Linked DNA regions of Homo sapiens: region 2 is linked to region 1. Evidence: read pairs that join two places in POLR2A ChIA-PET (ENCODE). Cell type or tissue: GM12878. All regions are shown on one strand. Links, peaks and the distances in the headings refer to the core of each region. The heading gives the core; the rest is flanking DNA.

Region 1 (4,388 bases), core at 291-4,290:
TATCTGTAAGAAAAATGAACAAGTGACCAGGCATGGTGGCTCACGCCTGTAATCCCAGCACTTTGGGAGGCTATGGCAGGCGGATCATGAGGTCAGGAGTTTGAGACCAGCCTGACCAACATGGTGAAACCCTGTCTCCACAAAAAATACAAAAATTAGCCGGGCATGGTGGCGCGCACCTATAATCCCAGCTACTCGGGAGGCCGAGGCAGGAGAATCGCTTGAACCTGGGAGGCAGAGGTTGCAGTGAGCCGAGATTGCACCATTGCACTCCAACCTGGGCGACAGAGTGAGACTCCATCTCAAAAAAATAAATAAAAAAGAAAGAGAGAAAGAGAGAGAGACAGAGAGAAAGAGAGAAAGAAAGAAAGAAAGAAAGAAAGAAAGAAAGAAAGAAAGAAAGAAAGAAAGAAAGAAACGAACAAGTGATCTTGAGCTTCTAAACATTATGCTCCTTGCCTAAAGGGCTAGTTAGCTCACTTCTAAGAGAAAAGAAGGATGGATAAAACTGGTTTTCACATATTGAAGCTAGCTAATAACAAAATTAAAATAGAATTATCATTTTAATATAACACATTTTAAATGATTTAAATAGTTTTAAATTTCCATTACTGTTTAAACATCAATTTCTTCAGGAAAAACTGTATTGGAATTAGTTACCTTCTATATCTAATAGTCACAAAAAAAGCCGTCACTGCTTAATAAGATCTTTATTCCACCAGGTGTGGTGGCTCACACCTGTAATCCTAACACTCTGGGAAGCCGAGGCAGGTGGATCACTTGAGGTCAGGAGTTCAAGACCAGCCTGGCCAACATGGTGAAACCCCGTCTCTACTAAAAACACAAAAAATTAGCCAGGCATGGTGGCGGGCACCTGTAATCCCAGCTACTTGGGGGAGGCTGAGGCAGGAGAATCACTTGAACCCGGGAGGTGGAGGTTGCAGTGGGCTGAGATCGCGCCATGGCACTCCAGCCTGGGCAACAAGAGCGAAACTCCATCTGAAAAAAAAAAAAAAATCTTTATTCTAAGTCAACCTATTTCCCGCCAGTTACAGATCTTGAAGAATTTCTAGAGGCATATTTAGATATATTAATTTACATTTCTAGCACTGAAAGCAAAGATGAAAACGTTAATATCTAAGTTTAGAATGTCATGAAATATTTATTTAAAAATCCAGTATTAAGGTTTCCTATTTTTCAAATTATCTCCACTAAAAGTTAAATGTTAAGCAGCAAACTAAATTTCAAAAACTAACATGAAAGGCCTTCCATAACAACACATACAATATCTTAATTTACCAGGATTAAAAGGCCATGATTCACTATATAATTTCACCTAAACTTTACCCAAATTTCAGACTGCCTTTTCTTTTACTGAGTTCTTGTACCCAAATTTCAGATTGCCTCTTCATTTACATTTGCCTTCGTGCATCATAACACTTGAGAGACGTATTGTATAGCTTTTAAAATACTGTACTATTCTATTTTAAGTACTTTTACAGTATCATAAAATAATCTGTCCCAAAGTAAATACTAACAAAAATATTTAAGACAAAGTTCAATGCCTGACCTAGTAAGATCATCTCTTGGTAGTTCATTGAAATGACATCTTTATTCGTTCCAAATTATAGCTTCTACACTTCACTTTCTTTCTGCTCTGGTTATGAAATAGTCAAGCTAAAGATCCAAGTCTTTAAATATATAATTGCTACCTAAAGAACATACACAAAATAACAGAAAAAAGATAAATGGCTCTAATTTTTGTATTGAGAGGTCAATTCAAAGAGTAAACACTTAGGAAATTCCAAAATGATTTTTAACTCAACGAAAAAATTCAGAAGAGGCATACCTTAGAGTCTATTTTGTCTTCTAAGAACAGGAACTGTAGGAACTGAAGCATTAAAAACTGAAAATGACACCTTTATCTCTAATATCAGGGTTAAAATCCAATTTGGGGCTAAAAACTTAGCAGTTTCACAGTAGGCAGAAATTCACATTGCCAAACTACTTCCTGTGTCCGACTGGGCAGAATTTTAAGTTAAGAATATCATGCCTTTCAGAAGACTAATGACACTTTTTCAACACTGAATGTGCTCTCACTCTGAAAAGAGTAGCCCTACCAAGGCTGAAATTATCAGCACTTTCACACAAAAAACTATAGCTAAATTTCCATAATAGTTTTGCTTTTGTTCTTGACAAGTCCTATACAAGAAGAGATTTTGCAATAATATCCTTCAATAGATCTCTAATTAATTGTTCAATTTGTCGGTACAGTATTTCATTTTAGGAAGGAGGCATGATGGAAGATAGCTGCAGGAGGTACAACTAAATTGACCAACTATATATATGAGATATTCTCACACACACACACACACACACACACTCACTCTCTCTCTCTTACTTTAAAGAAACAAAGAATATGATTAAGTTGAATTTGAATGAGGGGCTTGATTATAGCCACAGTATAGCCAAATCCATGGTATAGCCAGTCAATTTTGTAATAGTTTATAGAATTTTCTTCTGCTTTGTTCTTAGATGTTCAGATTATACTCTAAATCATTAGCTTATTTCCAGGAAGAAAGAATAGCCTTAAAGGAAGGGATTGTGTAACATGGTATTACACGAATTCCTAGCAATTTTGGTGCATCCGATAGATGAAGAAAATAAAATAAGCTACAATAAAACACTATTACAATTTAGTGTCATATTGTAGATTCAGATATACCATGGATCAAATCACTGCACTACAAAGATACACACAACCCAAGCCTGAAATGTGTGTCCCACAAGGCAGGTGTCAGACAGTCCAGTTCCAACACCAGTATTACACAGCATGATCTTGTTTGTTTTTTTAGATCACAAGTTACTCAATGCATAATACCCCAAAATAAATGTCAAATGAGAATGAAGAACATCAGAAAACAGACCTTTAAAGCAACTATATGACAAATAGAAATTTAGGCTCAACATCAAAGCAATTCTTGCCACTTTAAATACCATCAAATAAATTAGTAATACTGTAGGTAATGAATATTTAAAGACCTACCTAGGCTCTAAACACCATATTGTTTTCTGAAGATAGAACCATATGTCTTAGCTTGTGTGTGTCTGCAGGAAAAAAACCTCACTAGTAACACACAGGCATCTTAAGGAAACAATTTAAGATAAGCTTTGTTAAGAACACATTCTTTTAAAACATACTGGCCACTTGAAAAACCTAATCCATAGCTCACAATGTAAAATATAAGATCTCCATAAACAAAAAACCCTACTAGATATCAACGTCTAAAATCATGTTCAGTTTTCATCATGTTACTTATATCTAATAGAACCCTTTGAGAATATGTAAAACGTACACTTAGAAAAACTATGCATTATTTGTATTAAACTCTAATAAAAATCCCAATTGTTAAACATTTGCTTTTATCTCAAGATTTTACATTTGAAGGTTTTAAAAAATATATAAAAGTCAACAGACTGCACCACATGTGACAGTAATGTCTGCCTACAATCTTAGTTCAACCAGGACTTTTAAAAAAGAACTTAATACTAATTTAATGAAAGAAGTATAATCACTGTAGAAATTCTGAGTACCTCTTATGTTCCAGGCAGTGAACTAAGTGCTGTGGGGGTAAGACCTAGGAAGATGTAGTAGTCCTTCTCTTAAAAAAAAAAAAAGGCCCTATGGAAAAGGGTGGGAGAAGGAAAAAGGAAGACAGAATAGTAAACACGTACTGACATACAAAACAACAGAGTTAAGATGTTTATTTATTCATATGAACATGTCACAGTTTTAGAGAACTGTAAACATAGACAACTTAACTGTTTCAAAGAAAGAACAAGAGATTAGAGAAGGTAGAGGAAGGAAATAAGTGACAAAGAAGTTAGCTTATTATTCCCCTGGAGAAACTCTGATAGGGATGAAGGCAAGGCAGATGCAAAGATAAATAAAAGACATCAAAAAAGCACATTCTTTAGCACTACAAAACCAGAGATTCCTCTTGGTAAGGAACAGATACAGTAAATGAGACCCCTGCCATGAGTATTTATCAATCATTCAGTGTGTGATGATACTTCAGATTTTTAGATACAATGTAACTTTTATCTTTGTTAAATACATGTTAGCTAGTCTTTAAGCCTAGCTTTCCCAGATGCTTATATCAAAGTACACATTGTAACTCAACACCAAGTCTTGGCTTCAACAGATGTTGAAGGATAAAATTTTTTTTTTAATTGTTTAGACGAACTCTCGCTCTGTCACCAGTCTGGAGTGCAGTGGTGCAATCTCGGCTCACTGCAACCTCTGCCTCCTGGGTTCAAGTGATTCTCCTGCCTCAGCCTCCCAAGTAGCAGGGACTACAGGCGCGCGCCACCACGCCCAGCTAATT
Region 2 (4,388 bases), core at 74-4,073, 76 kb before region 1:
GGCATGAGAATCGCTTGAACCTGGGAGGCGGAGGTTGCAGTGAACCAAGATCAAGCCACTGCACTCCATCCTGGGAGACAGAGTAAGACTCGGTATTAAAAAAAAAAAAAAAAAAGAACAAAAACACAGAACCAAAAGCGAAATGGTAGTTAGTGTTGTCATTACTGAGAATACCTAGAGCACAGAGGTCAGTACAGGTTCGCAACCCTGGCTGCACTTTCAAGTGCCCTAGGGAGCTCTGACAAGATTCTGAGGTCCAGGGTGGGGTCGATATCCTCATATGGCTACAGTCACAAAAACTGCCTTTTCACCATACATTCCACTCCCTTTCCCAGCGCAAATCAATGCCCATGCGTCCTTCCGACTGGCTCAAATTCACCACTTCCAGGAGGCCCTCCGCAAGTCTCCTTCAATAGCCAAATGTGAATCAGAATTCACATGGAATATGCTGCCCAATGCTAACCTTTTCATTATGCCTCAGGGGCTACATGATGAACTATTAATAGCTTACAGCATTAGGCCACCAGAAGTATGTGGAGGTGTCTGGATATTTGCACAGAAACAGCCTGCCACTTTGAGTTCTCCTGCTTGCTTTCTGGAGTTTTCCGTCTATTCTTACCTTCAGCAATTATAGGTTGCTTTCTCAGTACAGGCTCCTCAAATAGCTCCAGCCTCCCCTCTAATCTGGACTGAGAAGGCAGATAAACTGGTCTAAACTGTGTGTAGACCAAGATTAAACAGGCCTGGGGGGACTCCTGTGGGGCAAATCTCAAGCTTAGAATTCTGGTCCCCACTCTCCCCAACCATGGCCCCTCAGTGTACCTCGGTCTGCCCGGCCGTATGAGATGGTTTCCAGGGAGTCTAACATCGGGTGTTTCAGTAAATTCTTCCAGGCCTGGAATTAATGTAGGTTTTCAAATCAAGGTGCAGGCAGGGAAGTCGGGTTACCTGGTCCTGGAGTTTCTGGAACATCAGAGGGTGCGGTTCTTCCAGGATCTTCTCGTTGAGCCGAGACTGCCCCTCCACGTTGACCTGTGATGAGGCCTTGCTGGACAGAAAGGTCATGTAGATCTCCTTTGCCTTTTCCTGCATCTGGAGGAGACAGATGGGGCCTTGTGCTATCTGCACACACAGCCTTCCCGGCCTGAGCCCTGCTCTCCCCTCCAGCCAGGCCCACAGGAGCTGCTGTGGCAAGAGAAAGGCACCCCCCACAGCCCAGGGGCTCTCAGGCCACTCCAGAGAGAATTTCTATATGGGAGAGCCTGCACTGCCAAGCCCCTACCCCCGCCCCTTCATGCGCCTGCAGCCACTTCTCCTGGAACAAAATTGCTGCATTAACCATTCAGAAGTGATGACAGAAAGAATCCTGGCCCGCAGAGAGCACTCAGTACCATTTACAGCCATCCTGTGGCCGGGCACAGTGGCTCATGCCTGTAATCCCAGCACTTTGGGAAGCCGAGGCAGATTGATCACCTGAGGTCAGGAGTTCGAGAGCAGCCTGGCCAACATGGTGAAACCCCATCTCTAGTAAAAAGACAAAAATTAGCCAGGCGTGGTGGTGCAAACCTGTAATCTCAGCTACTCAGGAGGCTGAGGCAGGAGAATTGCTTGAACCCAGGAAAGAGAGGTTGCAGTGAGCTGAGATTGCACCACTGAACTCCAGCCTGGGTGACAGAGTGAGACTGTCTCTCAAAAAAAAAAAAAAAAATCAAGTTAAAGTATGCACACCTACTATCCCTACCAGTTATTAAGCGCCCACTGGGCTGCAGGCACCTGCTTGGAGGGATCCCATTTCCTTAATCCCCTGGACATGCAGCAAAGGGCATTTTCCTGTTAGCCCCACTTTCCCCATGAGGACACAGAGGTCAGGAGAGGTGGCATGGCTTATCTGAGAGCTTCCGGGAGCCTTAGGACTGTTTGGCTCCAAGGCCTCTGAATTCTGCTCAGTTCCACTTCCGCAAGACACATTGGCCCCTCCAGGTTGTGCGGTATGCGGCCTTCCCAGGCAGGGTGCATTTCCTTTTAGCTAACGAGATACTGAGCACAGCAGTGGAGAAAACACTCGCTGCCCGCCCTCAAGTCCCGAGTGCAGTCCTGCTGGGAAGCAGGAGCCGTGAGTAGGTACCGGCTTCCTGTTTCACCCGAAACTAACCGAGGCTGGCTCAGGAGCACTCACTGATGGTAAGGAGATGACTTCACAGTGAGAACTGTGTCTTCAGGACAGGCGCCTCAGGGCGGGGCTGCAGGCGCAGGAGCCCTCTCCTCCAGAACTTCCCCTGAGGGCTCGATTTTCTTTTAGAGAAAGGAGACTTCCTGTGCTCATACCTCGCCAACAGCAAAAGCGGGGCTGTTTCTCTGAACGTTAGAGTCTAAAGCATGACCTTACCCTACAGAGCAAGGCAGACAACAAATGCCTCTAAAATGCAGCCACACAGCTATGACATGTGTGTGGGGGGCCTGGAAAACTGCCTTTCTCTCCAAGAGCCCAACTGGGGCTCCGCATGTGCTGTGGGGCTTGGTTTGGGAAATCCCAAGCTCTGCAAACCTTCTGCCCTTAAGGAAACCACCAGAAGGTTTTGATAGCTGGGGCATGAAAGGAAGGAAGGGTAGCCCTTTTTTAGTTCAGGGCACTGGGGACAAAAGATCCTGAGAAGCCACGGCCTGGCCATGTCCTGTTCTGCGAGAAAGCAAGCCTCACCAGCACTTGCAGGGAGACGGCCCAGGTTGGGTGAACACCGAAAGCCATGCTGTCCACCCTGTCTTCACTGTCAATAGGAGCAATGAATCGATGCCAGACTCAGTGACACAGGAGTCTCTCCAGACAAGCGTGGCTATCTAAGGGACAGGTCTGGGGGCCATCCTCGAGACCCAAGGGGGTGGCACTTAGGAGCTGGCCCTGCTGTCCTCTCCAAGACCCACCAGCTCCATGAAGCCACAGCCTCCCTCCACCACCCCCATTCCGTCAGGAAGCAACCCTTTTGGAAAACCACTTCCTGTTTTAAAGCCACTTCATGAAAGGAGAATTTCGGCCAGGCAGATGAGCAAACTCCATGCAGAGGTCTGGGGGCAGAAATCACTTTAGACCTCCCCTCCTCCCCTTGACATTCACACGCACACACACACGCACACACGTGCACACACGCACACACATACACACATGAATCCAGGATATCTTGAGTGATTCTGAAATAGAGAAGTGCAATGAATGGCTTGAGTCTTTGAGGTGGGGCAGAAGAGGCCGGGGGAGAGGAAGTAGGTTCCAGTGACTGCAGGTATATAAGCTTTGAGGGTCTCAGCCCTGCCCTCTTCCACCGGCTGTCCCTCCTGAGTCTGCGTGAGAACAATGTGGGGTTCAAGGCCCTGGCTGACCAGATGCCCACTGTGAGCAGCTGCAGGGCTCAGCTTATCTCGGCGGAGCTAGGAAGTATGACTGAAAAGGGAAACCCTGAGACGGCGACCACAAGCCAGTCACGGGAAGGCCTGGTGTCTAGGCCGAGAACATGAGCAGAAAAGAAGAAACAGTCTGTGGAGCTATTTTGATAGATTTTTCCAGAGCTTTGTTAACCCTATTCTAGCTACTGTCCGGGTAGGAACAGAGCTGGTGGAGTTGATTCTGTGTCTGTGGCCTGGAAGGATGGCCGACTTCTCTTCCACGGCCCTGACACATGTGGCTGGCCACAGCCTGGACCAGAGAGCCCCTTTCTCCCTGGGGAGACCTGAAGTGTCCAGCATCTGAGGCTGTCCTGGCAGGTGCTGGAGAGGGCCCCACCTTGGCCCATCAACTCGGGGACTGCCCAGGAAGCACCTGCACCCCAGTGAGCACCTTCCAGGCACCCCACAAGGCTGAGGCCCTTCTTCGAGGCCCAGCAGTGGCTCAACTGTGACAATGCTCAGCCAGACGTCAGCTCTCGAACCCGGCTCCCTGCAGGTGCACGATCAGGAGAAGCAAATTCACTTTCCTATCAGCCCCAGAAGTGCACCTCTATGCAGACGAACAGCAAAGTCACCAGGGGCCCAAAGCTCAGAAGAGCGCTGCTTCCCACACTGGCCCCGCCCTCCCCAATCGAACCTTCCCACTGGAAAATAAAAGATCCCCCTTGACCCCACAGCTCTCTACATGGGGGTTAATGGCCTCACCACCCCCAATCCCTCTTTTTTTTTTTCAAGATGGAGTCTCACTGTCGCCCAGGCTGGAGTGCAGTGGCGCGATCTCGGCTCACTGCAAGCTCTGCCTCCCGGGTTCAAGCAATTCTCCTGCTTCAACCTCCCAAGTAGCTGGGATTACAGGAGTCCGCCACCACGCCCGGCTAATTTTTTGTATTTTTAGTAGAGACGGGGTTTCACCATGTTGGCCAGGCTGCTCTCGAACTCCCAGCCTCAAGTGATCC

What was found. Peaks named below come from ENCODE experiments on the same cell type or tissue, not always from the same donor. Only the 100,000 strongest peaks of a DNase experiment are listed, where the experiment ranks them.
Region 2: POLR2A ChIA-PET joins it to region 1 with 8 read pairs; 5 of 35 experiments call an interaction of 5 or more read pairs at or near these places.

Annotation. Positions count from the first base shown.
Region 1 is chr10:119,590,406-119,594,793 of GRCh38, forward strand. The region is part of intron 1 of TIAL1 (TIA1 cytotoxic granule associated RNA binding protein like 1); the gene reads right to left. Among named protein-coding and RNA genes, the nearest start is that of TIAL1, 4.4 kb to the right of the region's middle. In GM12878, for the core only: no CTCF peak of the experiment used is centred there; no DNase peak of the experiment used is centred there; H3K4me3 peaks cover 2,739 bases; H3K27ac peaks cover 209 bases.
Region 2 is chr10:119,514,561-119,518,948 of GRCh38, forward strand. RGS10 (regulator of G protein signaling 10) reads right to left here. Exons shown (of 5, transcript NM_001005339.2): 4 at 949-1,092. Among named protein-coding and RNA genes, the nearest start is that of RGS10, 26 kb to the right of the region's middle. RefSeq lists a silencer at 891-1,104 and enhancers at 1,870-2,452, 3,242-3,521, 3,872-4,031. In GM12878, for the core only: a CTCF peak has its summit at 2,238; DNase peaks (open chromatin) are centred at 2,191, 3,281 and 3,424; H3K4me3 peaks cover 1,781 bases; H3K27ac peaks cover 2,592 bases.